Regions from separate parts of the Mus musculus genome. Here region 1 is linked to region 2. A link is a loop called in an ENCODE intact Hi-C map of the cell type or tissue named here. Cell type or tissue: left cerebral cortex. All regions are shown on one strand. Each heading gives the region's core, and the rest is flanking DNA. Links, peaks and the distances in the headings are about the cores only.

What was found. Peaks named below come from ENCODE experiments on the same cell type or tissue, not always from the same donor. Only the 100,000 strongest peaks of a DNase experiment are listed, where the experiment ranks them.
Region 1: it touches region 2 in a loop (4-fold over the local background); 7 of 42 quality-filtered maps call a loop at or near these places.

What each region holds. Positions count from the first base shown.
Region 1 is chr1:19,234,272-19,242,785 of GRCm38, forward strand. It overlaps Tfap2b (transcription factor AP-2 beta), which reads left to right. Exons shown (of 7, transcript NM_009334.3): 7 at 1-4,574. The coding sequence ends at 76. Among named protein-coding and RNA genes, the nearest start is that of Tfap2b, 30 kb to the left of the region's middle. In left cerebral cortex, for the core only: no CTCF peak of the experiment used is centred there; no DNase peak of the experiment used is centred there.
Region 2 is chr1:19,102,991-19,111,504 of GRCm38, forward strand. It overlaps Tfap2d (transcription factor AP-2, delta), which reads left to right and starts at 32. Exons shown (of 8, transcript NM_153154.3): 1 at 32-304; 2 at 1,374-1,871; 3 at 5,260-5,320. The coding sequence starts at 266. It overlaps Gm15825 (predicted gene 15825), which reads right to left and starts at 1,850. Exons shown (of 4, transcript NR_151619.1): 1 at 1,680-1,850. In left cerebral cortex, for the core only: no CTCF peak of the experiment used is centred there; a DNase peak (open chromatin) is centred at 4,306.

The sequences.
Region 1 (8,514 bases), core at 1,972-4,471, 130 kb after region 2:
CACCACTAACAGGCACACGTCTGGGGAAGGCCCAGGTAGTAAAACTGGCGACAAGGAGGAGAAACACAGGAAATGAAAAAAAAAAAATTAAAGAGAAGGAAAATGTTTTAAATACAAAAGGAAAACAGAAAAAAAATAAATTTAGCTTTAACATATTGGATTGGCTTTGGAGGAATTATATTAGGTAGAATACACATACAATCAAAATTTAAAAAGAAAGCTAAATAACGTTAAAAAAAAATAAACTGAGGCATACAACGGAGCAACAAACCGGCTCTCGGTGTCTATTTCAAGATACACGTGGAGACAACCGTCCGGATTTTCCACTTCGGTTCTTTCGAATTTAGTAATACAGATAAAAAAGGAAAACTATGAATCCCCCTTTTGGAAAATAAAACGTGAGACTAAACATGAGAACACGCTAACTTATTGGAAGAAAATTGGAGAAACGTTGGTGTCAATGCTTTTGAGAGCTGGTTGACTGAGACGCACGAACTTTTAAATCTTTAATTTAATTTTTTTTTTTTTTAAGGAAACTCTCGCACTTCGCGCCCTCCATTTCTCCTCATTCTCCTCACCGCTGCTTCCCTTTCTCCCTTCCTCACAGCGATCCCGGAAATCTGCTGGGTGATCACGAGTGTGATTAGCTCTCTGGTGTTAGCCCCTTTGGTGTCCAGACCGCGCCTTGCGTTCCTAACTCCCCTGAGCCCAACTCCCCTACCTCCCCTCCACCCCCACCCTCACCCTCACCCCGCCCCGGTGTGTTTAATTAGGGAGGCCAAGGGTGGGGGTGGGGGACAGGCGGAGGCTCTAGCTTTTGATCCAGGCTTGAGAGCCCAGGCTCCCGCGGCAGAGAGGAAACCGATAAGTTGATTCATCTTGGTTCCTTTTAGAAAATGTTACTAGTCTCCCAGACGTGACAGCACCTGTTCACAGAGAATATTACATTTGTTATACTTGTGTCATCTAGCGGTATAGTTTAAAAAGAAAGGAAAAGAAAGGAAAAAACAAAAACCAAAACATGAAAACTTTGATTAGTATGTAATTCCTTCGGAGGGGTATGTACCACTGACTCTCTTCTGTTTCCCCAAGCTTTACCCGCATGGTTTATGAGCTTCTTCAAGGAAGATTTGGGCTTCCTACACAATCTATAAGGTACTGAGAAACAACAGCAACAACCTGATCCTTTTTAAAGTTAAAGCCTGCCTGTCAGATTCGGCAGGTTTTACTTCTTTAAAGAAGCTCAAAGAGAATCATTTAGGAAGTGGCCAGTGTTGGGGGGAGCGGCTTTGGATTTCTTGCTAACACACCTCAACGCAGGAATTCCAGCAGGGGCGGGACACTGCAGAATGCATTTTAAGGGAGTCGAGTAAGGTATCTTGGCTTTGGGACCTATATTGTAATGGTATTGTCTTTACTGGAAAAATGGATTCCATTTCCTTGGGCTCTTTGGGGACTGGATGTTTTAATGGGGGAAAGAAGTAGTTTTGCTGAGTGATTGGGGAAGACAGTCTATAAACTACCATGACTCTGCTTTATGAATGAAACAGTTTTCCTTCTCAGACACACAGGTATTTTGGCATAAAATGGTACACACACACACACACACACACACACACACACACACACACACACCAGAAACACAAGGCAAAGGGAACGAGATTGTATTTCAACTTTGAATTCCTGTCTTGATTTATTGGGAATATTCCTAATGGATGAAGTTCCATGAATTTAATGTATCTCTCTTCTCTTAGTCCAACTTTTTACTGTACCCCATCTTAATATTACCACGAAGTAAAACCGGCACCTTTAGCAAGTTCAAGGAGTAGAGTATTTGATTGGTGCACACATTTAGTTTGGGTACACTTATTTTTTTTCACCTACCTAGACGGGAACTTTATAAAATCCATTAGGATATATGTTCAGATGTTTTCTGTGATTTACACAGTCCCTTCCCCCAGTAGTCTGGACTCTCAGTATTCCTATCTTTTTCAATCCACTTTGAAGCAAGGGAAGGGGTTGAAGTTTTAGGGACCCTCTGAGGGAATCGCTCAAAGGATGAAGGTTGTAAACAAAAATTGAGGTCAGGCAACATCTCTGCTCCTATCTCTAGCTGCTTCTGAGCCCCATAGGTTTCCAGGACACAGCCCTAGACGAGGCTGAAAGGAGTAGAAAGGGCAGGAAAAAATACATGTGTGAACTATAGATTCTCATCTTTCCTCAGTTTAGAAGCCCACCCCATTTGTCCAAGAACCTGGACGCTTGCATTAGTTGAATTCTGATTGCACGAAGCCAGCAGAAAACACATTGAAAAACATCGTCTCCTTTCCTTGCAGGGCAACGCGCCCCACGCGTGTGACATCGAGAGACGCGATGGATGCGCCTTGCTCTTACTGTGCAGGTCCTGGGAACATGTGGGCCACTGAAGCCCAGTGGTGTTGAGGACATAGAATCAGCAGCTGCTGAGGGCGCGAGCCGTACAGGCCCTTCTTGCTCTCGGCCTCACCCTAAGGGCTAAGGCAGCCGCGAAGGGCCGGTTCCCGAGTAGGTAAAGGGGCGGCGCCCCACTGGCTGCTGCGGGGGAGGGATGCCAGAGCTCTGTAAAGCCATTTTGCCGCAAGCGGTCACTAGGGGCTCTACTCTCAGAGACCTTGTAGCTTGGAAAAGTCCATGGAATTTGAAACTTCCATGTGTTCTTTATTGCCAGGAAGTGTGGACATTTTTTTTAATTGCCTGAAGTGTGGACATGAAATAAGAACTGTCATTCTTGGGTAGGTAGGCTCCCTTAGATGCCCTGATGTTCCTGTGAGCATCAGCGAAGGGGCAGCTAGATAGACCTGGCTTGAGGCTTCCCTCCCCCATCTCCGGGGTTGTCTTCTGTTTCTGTTCTTTTTCTCTCTCTTCACGTCGGACCTTTCGCCCCCATGCTTTCCTTAGCCAAGCCGGCTACATTTATCTGATAATTGAGTTATTAAAAGATTTGGTTTCCTTGGATTTATAAATCAATAAACAGTAGGATTAACGCAAGAGTTTGCCTTTTAAGTCAAGGAAAAACGTTTAAGGCCAGGCCCTTTGAGTTTTGTTTTCAAACCAAACAGGTGAGTTACAGTCCTATACTCTCCCCTGCACTCTGTAGATGGCTTATCTTATCTAGGCCCGCTCCCACCACCCCCAAGCCCTACCAAATGCCGGGGGTCCAAAACCAAATAGCTAAAGACTGAAGCGTAGGCCGGTGACTGCTGGAGTTCCCCCAAGGTCCTTGGAGCCCCTTCTTTTTGAATCAAGCATCCTCCTACTTTTATTCTGAGTCTCATGGAGTTTGTTCCTAGGTGAGGATTCCCTCTCCAGAGACCTTTAATTTTCATCCCAACTACGAAGTAACTTTCTTTTCTTCTTTTCACCAACTTATCTTGCCCCCCCCCACTTCCTCACTTCCCCACTTACCTGCCCAAAACCTACTCCTTCTTCCATAGCTTTCTCCACCCCCATATAAAGAGCTCAACGGGCTTTTGAAGATCCGACCTTTGTTGGCCTTGGCCAGGAACTTTCTCTTAAGCAATTATTTCATAACCTTTGAAAACTGGTCGAATGGGAAACCCCAACCTTCCAACTTTTCTACACACTTCGTTCATGGTTACAAGACCCCTCCCTATTTAGAGTATTGATAGAAAATTCATCGCCATACCTGATATCCTGTACTTGTAATACATTCTGTGGGAAGGAACTGATGACCTCAAACCATCAGACTCTGCCTCAAGTGCTCAGAGAAACAAGAGCTTCCCTCCTTTGCTGATATACATTAAATTATTGGTAAAAGAAAAAAAAACCAGAAGTATTGGATTGTTTTCTTAAAACAAAACAAAACAAAAACCCAAAAAACACAAAAAAACAACAAAAACAACGGGGTGAACACCATTTCTTCTTTAATGCCAAAACCGTTTCTCCTTTTGAGTTGGCCTTTAATTCAGTACCATTTGTTTTGACCACCCAGTCAAGAGGTAACAACTGCCTCTTCTCGAGGGCACTCTGGAGGGTATCTGTGTTAAGTTTGTATATATTTATTTATGCTTAATTTAATGGGAATGTGTAAATATGATGAGCAAGTAGTTTGGGATTATTTATCTGTGACTCTATACCTCTGTGAATGGGTGGTTTAAAAGAAAAAAAGAACCGCTTGACCCTAGCTAGAATCCTATTTGAATTCTTCTGTTCTTTATAGACAAGCTGTTATGGTATTGGGTAGAAATTGGTTTATTGTCCAGTGTTAATCTGATTTACATAAATAAAAAAGATTGTTGTGTTTTTGTTGTGTTCTCCTCTTCAGTTCCTTAAACATAAAGATTGTTCCATTCTACAGACAGAAACAAAGATATAGCAAAAAAGATTTCTTCCTTTTGCACCCCCGCCACAGACGTACATACAGTGTTTTTGTTACAACAGAAATATAATAAATTTTGCATATCAGAAAAATGAACACTTTTATTTCCAGTAGGAGGTGCTTTTTAAAAAACTCTTAAAACTTCAAATGGATACTAGTCCCAATCATATTTGTAATAAAAGTTCATGTTAACTGCAACTTATTGTTTGTTTTACCCTTAAAAGTAAAAAGGAGTGTTATATTTACTTCCTGGGTGACTAAGAGATCCTGAATACAAGTCAAAGATGCTACAAGTGGGTGGCCAATGGGCTAGGTGTTCCCAAGTGGTGTTGGTACATATTGCAAAACTGGGTGTTGGCTCTTGCCCCTGGAGACATTGGTTCTTGGGGGGTGGGAAGGGTTAAGTGATCCATTTTAGGATGGAATCTCTTGCTCTCTTCATCAGTAAGGGTCTCTGAAAATAAATGATGAAAAAACTCCCTAGGCCAAGAAGAGGATAGAGTTGTTTATAGCTTAAGATGCTGTTTCAGCCTGGTATGGTGGCACATGCCTTTAATTCCAGCACTGGGGAGGCAGAGGCAGGCGGATTTCTGGAGTTCGAGGCCAGCCTGGTCTACAGAGTGAGTTCCAGGACAGCCAGGGCTATACAGAGAAACCCTGTCTCACCCCCCACCCCCCCAAAAAAGATGCTGTTTCTTATCTTGGGTTCTGAGGCAGCCAGCTTTTCTCACTTGGGTTAATGGACTCTGGTTTAGCCCCATACGCTCCAGTGACTGAATGTCTTAATCTGTATTTTGTCCCAAGGTGGGAATATCTTCCTGGAGACTAGGAAAGCAAAGTCATTTAAGATATTCTACAGTTTGTATGAGCCACTGCCTCTCTTGGGGCATCACAGGCTTGATCTGTCTTTTCCTACACTATCATTGCCTAACATAATCATAAAAAGCAGAAATAGCAATCAGTACATAATACAGAAATGGTACATCCTGAGCTCAGATTACACCAGAGTGTGTAACATACAGTTGGTACTAGAGTGATTGATAGTATGTTTCTCATAAAATTTCCATTTTTCAAAGAAACCTTGTCCATTTAGATTTTCCAATAGAAAAAACAGAAGAGCTAGAGCAATGAGTTTTATTAGAGATTTTCTAGTTCTAGTATTATTTATGAATTTAAAGGGAACACAGTTTTTTATGGGTAGAACTGTAAACAATGGACTCAAAAAATAAAAGGAGAAGGGACTGGGAAAAAAGAAAGGACCCAAACAAAGCAAAATAAAACAGATACCCAAAGGAAGTGCCTTTATGAGGGTATGTGATCTATATAGCTTAAAAGGAAACTTACGGAAGTGCTTTAGTCTCTTACTCAGTTGTGTTAACATTGGCGTACCCTTTCATTTGCTTGACAGAGTGTGGGGCTGGTTATCACTGGGCAGATAGAGAGTTGTGTTGTGGGTAATTTTTATACTCTATGACAAGGTTCCTCCAGCAAGGGAACACAAGCCTTGGATAAAGAGACAAGTAATTTATTATCCTGCAGGCAAACTCTGTACCAGCATGACTCTCCCACCAGCTTTTGGTAAGAAGTCAATGACCTGTGTAAGCAAAACTCCAGCTCTAGAAAGGCTATAACTGTGGGGAAAGAAATGGAGGGTGGGGGATGGGAGGAATGTTTGGAAGCTGCAACCATCACTACAGTACAAGGCCATAGAGGACATTAGGGAAGACTTCAAGCAGAGCTCACAGGTCTTTAACCTTGCCTGCAAGGGAATCTTAAGTGGTACTGGAGGTGGAATCCTTGCCCTCTCTCTGAGCCTGGAGCTCTCTACGGCATCCACAAAACTTACCTTCCCTCCCCTAACTGATCACTGGCTTAAGATCTTCATTAAGGAAGAAGTTTAACGGTTTAGAAATTTAAAATGCTTTTTCTTTTCCTTATTTGAAAACAACTGGTCCCGTGTTCATCCCTGGGGATACGGCTGTTGATGGCCCTGTGGGTCTTCTCCTTTGCAAGAAGGCCCGTTACAGCTTCCAGACACCCTGGCTTCCTTTTGGGTTCAGACCATGGTTGTCTGCCTTTTTGAAGACTCAAATATTAAACGTGCAGCACACAAGTCCATTAATTTTAACTTCCCATTAATCTATTTATAACGGAGCCAGTGGAGCTCTATAAATACGGTCCTATAAAATTGAAGTCTTTCCCATAAATCTTGCAAGTTGTTTATTTACATGTATTTCCTGGCCCTTTAATGGTCCTCCTGTAAACTCGGGGAAGACTCTAGCGGACCCCACCCAGGATGGCGTGTGCGCTCTCTCCTCTCCCTTCTCCCTGAGCCTTCAAGGAGTTTGATGCAGACCAGGAAGAGGATAAGGCAGAATCAAGAGGGTGAGATTCATTTTTACTCTGACTTTGTTTCTTAGTTTCTATCCGAAACCCTCTCTCCATACTCCCCGTCACAAGCCTCATGTTGATTTATATCGTCATAAACAGCATTCTTGCAACTGTATTTCGTCTCATAGCTTGGGGTGAGCGCCTTTTTAACATCCCTGGCAGCCACTACTTTAAAATCGGGCCTCATAAATAACCTTAAGGGCTTGTTCAAGATGAGATCCGTCAAATGTCTTTCGCCATCCACTTTTCTAGTTTGGGTCTCTCCATGGCTGTCCCCAAGGCCACTGGTTGGTGCAGCTTTCCCGCCACCCCCCCCCCCCCTCCCCGCCCCCGGCTGCCTACGTGCTACCCCAACCAGAACTGCAAAATTTAGAGACTGGGTACCAAAGAAGTAAGGCCTCCTCAGAAGCGGCTGCAGGAGCCAGCGCACTGGACTCCCTCAGCCCACATCTGTGAGCACTCTCCTGGTTGTTTGATTCGGAGTCGCAGGCGCGCCCGCCCGCCTGTCTTTGCACTCACACGCGCACAGACGCCGCAGAGTTCTAGGGCGGATCCCCATTAGCTAGAGCCTGGTTGGCTGAGTGGTGCCTCTGCCAGGCTTTCTCCTGTGCTACTTGGGAATCAATAGGTTCTAGCGTTGCAAATTGCTGCGGCGTGGGCAGCACCCCTACAGGATTCCTTTCCTTTTTCCTTTCCTTTCCTTTCCTTTCCTTTCCTTTCCTTTCCTTTCCTTTCCTTTCCTTTCCTTTCCTTTCCTTTCCTTTCCTTTCCTTTCCTTTCCTTTCCTTTCCTTTCCTTTCTTCTTTCCTTTCTTTTTCTACACTCCCCCTCCCAGAGCTTCTTATGCAGGTATTGAGGAAGCAGTTTTGTCACAGAACTTTAACGCATTTGACTCTGGTCCCAAGTGATCACCACCTACTTGTTCTGAGCCTATCGGTTCCTGTTTCTTCTCCGAAGGGCATACTGGAGCTGACTCAAGGAAGAGGAGTGAGGAGGTCGTGGGAGGGAACAGTCACACCTGCTGCCCAGAGAGGCCTCTGCATAAAAACACTCTGTAAATTTTAGAAAAGCCACATAATGGCTGATGGCCTTACCAAAGCGTGACCTGCCCAGACCCACCAATTAACGTCCCAGGCGTGCCTGCTTTCGGATATTAGCAAACACTTCAAGGATGTGGTTGTCAGATGTCATTAGTCGAGTCGTGCTCAGCAGCTGTTTGATTAAGAAGGAGGAGGAAATAGTCATGGCATATAAGTAGAATATGTGGTGGTGGCAACGGTGGGATGTTAGAATTTTTCCACTTGAGCAGACAAATGTCCCAAGTGATCTGAGTGAAAACAAACTAGCATGTGAGCAGTGGGCTACAGAGGGTTGGTGACAGGATGTTTTCTGGGACTGTAGAGAGAATCATACTTTTAGTATGGAAACTCCCCCAAACTGGTCCACTACAGAGACTGGCTTGTGTGATCAAGTCCTGCTAAGCTGGAGATTCAGAGCCCTGGAATCTGACATCCCAATCTCCAATTAGCACCTCAGAGCACAAAAGGGCTGATGGCTATTTAGGAGGGCAGAATGTAACCTGTAATCGAATGTCTAAAGAAATGAAATACACAGGACATACTTAAAAAAGAAAAAAATAACACTTGTAAATTGCTTTTTCCTTGCAGGTGGAATTATAACATCTGAGGACCTGGTGTGGGAGTGAGGGGACCCAAGCCATTGCAAATGGGGGGAAAAGGCAAGCA
Region 2 (8,514 bases), core at 2,865-5,364:
AGAAATTCTCAGCAAGTACAAAATCTGTTCCAGGGAGCTGCTTTTGTGCAGAGGGAAAATTTTGTTCCTACAGGTTTTTTAAGTGGGTACGAGGCAAGGAGCTATCTGATCCGGGCAAAACCATTACAGTTTAGATCTCTATCTACGGAACATTTTTTTTCTTCCTTTAAAAAAAATTGGAAAATACAAGAAGTTTTGGATTTTTTTTTCCTGATTCTTTTTTTGGAGGGGGAAATTGCATCGTAAGCTTTTGGAGAAACCCATCATGTCAACTACCTTTCCCGGACTAGTCCACGATGCGGAGGTATTATTACTTTTTTGTGTGTGTGTGTGAGCGCGCGCGCGTGAGTGTGTGAGTGTGTGGCGGCGGCGGTGGTGGTGGCGGTGGTGGTGGCAGCTTCCCCTGCCTCTAATCTATATTGGACCGTTACGTTTAATTATAATCTGGCTTTCGGGAGAAGTTACGGAAGGGAACGGGAGAAAGTTCGTTATGACATCTGTCGCAGGGAGGGCAACTCTCCTCCAAGTTAAGCACCATTTGCAGTAATGAGGGAGAAGCATAATCCTAACAATAAGTGGGGACGAGGAGAAAGCTAGAGACACAGAAAGGATTCTCCGAAAAGCAAAGAAAGGGGACTGATGAGGGACAGTAGGTGGACGTGGGGGTTGGGGGGTGGGGGGGAAGAACGCAGCGCATCCCTTTCAGAAGGGGTTTATTCAAGAAATGGCACACAAGTGGCTATGGGGGCGAGCAAGTTGAACAATTTGCACGGACTGGGATTTTTAATGTACATGTATATATACCTTTATATTTGTGGACGGTGATCCTTTTATTTATTTATTTTTTTTTTAGCAGCTCAGGCTGAACACCTCCGCATGGCCAGGAGGCATTTCGGTGCTAGGGTCTGGCTGGAGTAGCGATGTGCATCCTAGCGTTTTCTGCATGTGGACTCTCTTGCTCCCCTAAGCCCCCAGTCACCTGCAAACCTGACTCCCAACGCCTAGCTCCAGGCACAAGTTGAGAATTGAAGGGTGTGAGTGTATTTGAGTGTGTGTGTGTGTCTGTCCGTCTGTCTGTCTGACTGTGTGTGCATGTGTAATGTCGCCCGCACCTATATAGGGTGGGGGATTCCCCCCACCCCACCCCGCTCTCTCCACTGTGAAGACGAGGCCGCCCACCCCCAGTTCAACTGTTAGCGAAGTCTGCTTGGTGAAGGCACTCACTGAGTCCGGCTGCTCTCCGGAAGCCCAGCGCGCTCTCTCCTCCTAGGGAGAGACAGGGAAAGCTCCCGACTCTGGGAGAGTGGCGCCTTGGTTGCAAAATGACAAACCTCAAGTTTTTCTGCTCTCCCCTTTCCCCCTCTTCCTTCCAGATACGTCACGACGGATCAAACAGCTACCGTTTGATGCAGCTTGGCTGTCTGGAGTCCGTAGCCAATTCCACGGTTGCCTATTCCTCCTCCTCTCCTTTAACTTACTCTACCACCGGCACCGAGTTTGCGTCCCCCTACTTCTCCACTAACCACCAGTACACCCCGCTCCACCACCAGTCCTTCCATTACGAGTTCCAGCACAGCCACCCGGCGGTCACTCCCGACGCCTACTCTCTGAACTCGCTCCACCACTCACAACAGTACTACCAGCAGATTCACCACGGGGAGCCCACCGACTTTATTAACCTGCACAATGCGCGGGCTCTCAAGTCCTCCTGCCTGGACGAGCAGAGGCGGGAGCTGGGTTGCCTCGATGCCTACCGCCGCCACGACCTGTCCCTCATGAGCCATGGCTCTCAGTATGGAATGCACCCAGATCAAAGACTCCTGCCAGGGCCCAGCCTGGGGCTGGCCGCCGCGGGAGCCGACGACTTGCAGGTAAATAAGCGTGCAGCGGGTTTGTCTGCGCCCTCCCCCTGCCCTCCCCCTCCCGCTCTCCGTTAATACTCTAGCTTTAAGTCTCTCTCTCTCTCTCTCTCTCTCTCTCTCTCTCTCTCTCTCTCTCTCACACACACACACACACACACACACACACACACACACACACACACACTCACTCACACTCGCACACGAATTAGAAAAAGTCATGAGATTACAGGAGGACTCTGCCCACTGGGTTCCTCTCATTGGATCAATAGCTGAGGTCCCTTTCTGGAGCCAGTCACCAGAAGTCTTTTGTGAATCTACGTTTCTGACACTGAGAGGATAGGTGTGTGAGATCAATGGAGCTGGCTTTGAATCTAGAGGTCTCAGAATAAGATTCCTAAAAGCTGAGGTCCACTCAATTGTATTTTCAGTTTCCATAATTTGCAGGGTCTCCAGCGTTGGCCTAGACAGAACCTTTAGGGGAGTCTCCTGATGAAAGTCTCTCTCCGGGAGGAGAGAGGTTGTTTGTTTTCAGGAAATTGTTGGAATCATAAGCTTGAACCAAAGTTTCACAAGCATATCAGATTGCTGTGCCAAGCAAGTAACCCCAAATGACAGCCTCAAAACAGCCCTAATAACATAATCTGCACAATGCACTTGCCAAGGTACGGCCGTGCTTCTCTGTGCCTGAGCATACAGGAGCCCGGCAGCACTCTTTATTCTTTCCCTTCGGGTCTTATGTAAGATGCAACTCATTGTACTGTCAAAAATGAGTAAACAAAGGAAGTAAGACAAAGAGAGAGAAAGCGGAAAGGAGGAAAGGAAAGACAGCAGGCTGAGAAGAAAGGAAGAAGAGGAAGGAGAGGGGGCAGAAACAAATTCAGACACCTTAGAGGCCACCACTTCATCAAATCTCCTACTTCACACCGCTTCCACATTCGGTGCCAACAACAGAGTTTTTAATTAAGTGGTTCCATTGTCTTAGACACATTTCAGATCAATAAGCCCTGAGATCTAGACTAAGAACCCAGAAGAGTCAAACTGGAACTTTCTTATAGTGGAAAGTACACCTCTGCCCGTGGCAAGTCCTTCCTTTTTCTGTCTGCACAAAATCTGCCACCTCCACTTTCTCCTGACGACTGGGAAGATATTCCAGGAGCACAACTTGGAGACAGAAGAGATCCCTTGTTGCGCACAGAATATCTTGCCCCCTCCTCTACCCCTGAGCAAGAGATTAATTTTAAATTAAAGTGGGAGCCCTTACACTTACAACAAAGAGCCAGAATTACAAGATTCATGCACAAGAAAAAATATTTTACTCCTAAAACGTTGACCTTATACACTTATATTCACAAAATAATTTTATACGCTTAGGACTTTTTTTTTTTAACATTTTCCACAGGATCCCCTTATGTCTCAGGAGGGGGAAAAATCTGCCATTCAATGCTTAGCTCCACTAAAACCTATTTACTCCTTTTAATAGCCACGTCTGTTGCTGATTTTTTTGTATCTGTACAAATTTTTTTTTTCTGTGCCAGGCACAAAGCTGGGTATTTTTCAAAAGAGAGGATTAGAACATTTGCAAGCACCAGACAAAGGCAGAATCCTGTGTAAAAGGACACCGTAGTTTATCCAATTTTCGACTTAGTGCCATTCAACTGGTCATTTATGCAATGTCATCTGACCAAACAACATGTTTTACTTATGAGGGGGGAAGGTTTGTTAAGTGATGAGACCAAGGTTTGTTTCTTCTAAGAAAATCAGCATCCTAACAGTGCGCCAGAGAGAGAGGGGAATTAGTCCGCTTCCTTGGAAAGCTCAGTTTTCTTTACCTTTTACACTTGAAATCTCTTTTACAAATCTTTATTTCAGCCCATCTCTTATATATTTATTATTTCTTTTATTTTTACTACTCTTTTCAGAGTAATATTACTCATACTGAGGAAAAAAATCACTTTAAAATACTAGCTGAAACAGTGTGGCATATGATGTCTGCACGTGTGGTCATAATGACTTCTGTAGGTGTATGTCAGTGCATGAATTATAATATGTATGAATACTAGGACAAGCTTATAAATCGATAAAGTTATTCTAGTCCTCTGGATGTACTTGGCAGAATGAGACAGAAAGAACCACCGCTATATTTAAAACAAGAAGCAAAGAGAGGAGGGAGTGTGTGGGGAAAACCTGTCTCTCCCCTTTCATTTCTTCCTTTTTAAAACATTCATCAGCATATGCCTCATTTCAAATGCAACAAATGTAAATATACTTTTCCCTGCACAGAATTTTAAGTGAAAGTCCAATGGTTTGGAGGGCGGTCTAAGTCTGCCTAACAGATGCAAACGGTCCTGTGGCTTCGGTTCCATCTTTGAGTCTCCTAAAAAGATTTGCTATGGCCAACAAAGGAAACTGTCACACCTTTTCCCATCACCGCTCTAATTTATGCTCAGGCTCCAAGTTTTTTTTTTTTCATATTGATTTGATAATCACTTTAAGGCAGAACATTTAAAATAAGAAAGAACTGGTGAGTAGGTTGAAAAGGGGGGTCTTACAGGCTTGCCTCAATATGGTGAAAATGGGGAGGTAAAAGGGAGCCAGGGCTGTAAAGGTTGTTTTGTAAAGTGGGTTTTTATTATGCACCGACTCTCTCCGCATTTACTTAACTCTTCACGGGCTGTTGGATAGGTTAACACCCTTCAAGGCCTCTTTCATGTCCAATACCTCGTTTGTTTGTAAAGGAAAATGAGCTTTTAACACATTTTGATTCTGATGGGGGGACGAGACAGACACAGGGAGAAAATTTTATTTTTCTTAATAAAAAATTAGTAAACCCTTCCCAGTTTTCCAGCTCAAATGATCACACAGAACCTTGGGAACCTAGGGATCGGTAGGGAGTGAACCTGAAGGTGTTTCCTCTACCAGGCCCATTTTGGATAGGATTATGTGATGCTCCTGCTTTGGGGGTAAATGGAATCCTTCTAAGATATTCTGATCCCTCCATGTGAAATTCTTCCTCTTAGCTTCCAATCCCAGACTTGACACTTAAGCTATAATTTTCTTCACCCAGGAAGTGGTAAATATGCGCCTGTGTATATGCACTCGCTGAGACTCAAAGTGCTTCTCATTCTCTTACTCCCAAATGAAAAGCTCTTAAGCTTTCTAAAGTGTAATATTGGGGAGGGATGTGAAATGCATACCTTAAGATGAATAGAACTTTTAGATTGTAGGGTTTGGGGATATATATACTAAAACTCTGTTTGCTGTTAAGCGTGCTCCAGCTCTATGGTGCTTTGAATGGTCTCCTGAGAAGGGGTCAGGGATAGGCTAGTCTAAAATGCTTCACCCACATGGTCATGCCTATGATATTTGAATGCTTCTCTTTCTTTCTTCTTTTCTAAAGGGTTCCGTGGAAGCCCAGTGTGGGATTGTTCTCAACGGCCAAGGGGGGGTGATCAGAAGAGGTGAGTAGGAATATCTTGGTCTCAAATATTAGTTTCTAGACTGTTTCTTTGTTTTGAAGATCTGGGGAGACTTGGAAGCATCAGATTCTTTGTCTGATTATTAAGAAAGGAATTATGTTAGTCAGTTATTCTAGGTCCATACAGGCGTATCTACATTAAAAAGCCTCCTTTCTTCCATTGACACTTAAGTGCTAGGTGAGCCCCACCTTTGCTGGGGACTCTCCAATACTCCTCAGAGCATGGGACAGCATCAAAGTTAGGGAGAAAATTACTGGGATTTAAAAAAAAAAAGTTTTCACACTTCTTTTCCTTCACCCATACCACATCCTGGAGCAGGATTTCTGGTTTCTTTTAGACCTAATGTGCCAGCCACAGCCTGAGTGTTTGGGGTGATGGTGTCAGCTATGGGCCTTAAGGGATTCTGTGAAAGGCTGTATCATTGACGCTTTCCAGGAGGCTAATGAGTCACCAATATTGTAACTGCCTTATTATTATTTTTGAAACGTCCAGAACATTTCTTTCTTCAAGGGAGGGTGGGAGGAGGAGGTAGTGTTAATGTTAAGTGTACTGGATAAAGCTTTCTTGTTCCCATCTGTTGAGGAAAACATCTGAATCCAGAGAGTTACCCATAGCATTGGAAAGGGGGGTGAGGGGAGAGAAGAGAGCTGTTGCATTCAGCTGAGGCACTGAAGGGAGCTGTATCTCAGATGTTCCATTTTGACAAAAGGTTTTGAACTATGACATTCACAGGGCCTCAAGGCAGTACAGATTTTTACTGGCTTTGCTGCTTAACTGTACCCAGAGCCTCTGAAGTTTATTTTTCTAGCATGCCCAGTAACCCGAGGAGCGCATGAGGCAAGAGGGACCAGCTGTTATCCCAACTTCATACGAATTAATAAGACAGCCTATTCACCAAAACTAATTCCTGCTTCAGGGCCACAGTTGTCTCTAGTAACCAAACTGCTAAACTTCTGATGGTACCAAATAGCTCCCTTAGACCATCTCCATTATTTCAAAGCTAGATGAATGATTTGCTTTTGGGGGTGGGGGGTTGAGAAATTCACTCTTTGAAAACAGTGGAATATTTTGTGTGAAAACACAGATTTCATGACCCAGGATCCACTATAAACATTAAGAGAGAAAAGAAAGGAAGTTTATCTGTTGGAACTTGGCTGCTCCAAAAGTGTGTGCCTGCACTGTATTTTGAGTTTAAAAGAATTACTCGAATCTGTTGTTTCACACTTTTGAGGCTTCAAAGCTAGTTTTTAGCATATAGATATCACTTCTTATAGATATTTAAAAGAGATACTATTAAGCTTTCCAGTCAGGCCTGAATTCAGCCATATTGAAATTATATAAAACAGAGACAAGTTTATAAATGTTAAATTTAACCACTAATAAGTTTTGGACAAATAAAGCATACACCGTGAAAAGGTGGGGGGGAGGGGGGCTCTCGGTAAGTCTTGCTGATTGGGGTTTGTTGGGAAGGAAAAACAGTAAAGGTGTGGCCAAGCGCTCAGGGCGCACAGGCACAGTGGTGCTGAAGGACAGCGCCACTAATTAGGGAGCGAAACCGGCTGCTAGCAGAGAGAGCTTTCCGGCGCACTTAGTATATTCTATTTCGTACTTGCTAAAATGCCTCTCTCAACGCTTGACTACCACATCCAAACGATTGTAGACAGCTAAAAGGATGAATTCCAGGTTGGACGCTGGAACTGTAGGTGCTCTGGAGTCAATAAAGTTTCCGGGGACGGCCTTTCATCTGGCCATCCAAAAGGAGCTAAGCTTCGAGGTGTCTAAAAGATGCAAGTGCGCTTTTCATAACGCATCAGAAGTACGGAAGTGGAGTTCCTCGGGTGATGTTTTCTTGTTCTTGTGCAATTCAGTACATATTTGTTTCACATTTAAAAATCCTTTTCTTAGCCTGGTATTTTAAACCAAGCGTTGATTGTTTAGGGGAAAAGTGCAATTCCCAAGGGAAAGGACCTGGAAATTTGGAGTTAAGCACCATCAAGATCTGTAGCCCCCCACCTCTGAGTAACTCAGATCCAAGCATCAGAGTACGTTTGTCCATTTTCGCATGTCTTACAGGAAGGATGGGAGCAATCTGGACTCTAGAGAGATAGGGGGCAGGGAGAGTGTTTCCTGACTCTGTAGCTATCAACGTGCACAATATCCAAATGGATAACAAGGACTTTTATATTATATCAGTGCTGCAAGTCCCCTCATGTCAAAAGACCCAGAAAACACCTTCTCTTTATTGGCATGGTTGCACACAGCGAACTCTTAAATCAATAACTCAGCTTCTCTCAGGTTCATCAGAAATAGAACATGTAAGTGTTAAGCTATTCCCTTCCCATCCCCTCCTATGGTGACAATACCCGTTCCTTTTCCAATCTACACGTTACAGGCCATCCTCTCTTAAAGTAGTCCTTTTGTTCCATCATTTTCTTTCTTTTATTAAGTTCTTGGATACGTCTATATTCCTGATGGTATCCAGCATTTACAATATTAGGAAAAACATATTTACTTCTCAAGACACTCCCTCTCAGGGTGTGACTTGAGTTAAGATACCACCTAGGTGTGCAACATGAGAGAGTGTAGAAAGAAGCTGGTCTGACTTGGAGATGGGTGGAGAGATGGGGAGTCATTGGTCCCTAAATTTGTAGTAAAAAATAAATGTTATTTCTCAGACTCACTTTGGTGTCAATTACATTTTTCCCCCTGTAAACGAAGGCTTGATAACCGAAAGATAATGTAGACAGACCAGGGAGGCAGCAGCGAGGTAATTACCACCTAGATAAAATATTTGCGGCCGCCTCAGAGGCCCGCTCCCCGCGCGCTCACTCCCGGTTAATGGTGTGCTCGATTTTGCCCGCAGCTCAGCCACTCAGACCATCAGAACCAATAATCTTTACTTTACCCTGCACTCGCGTATCGATAGCTTCTTTCGCCTCCGGCGTTGGCTTTGATATGTTAATATTTCTGAGTAACAAATTCTGCAGAGATCATATTAATGTTGTTCGTACAGAGTGGAGCTTTGCCTTCGTTGAATATTCAGACAGTGGGTTTCAAAAGGCATCTCTCGAAGAAACGGGGCTTCTATTTACAGGAGTCGCCTATGTTTTTAATCATTAAAAAAAGAAAGAAAAAAGAAAGAGAGAAAAAAGGAAAAAAGAAAGAAAGACCCACTT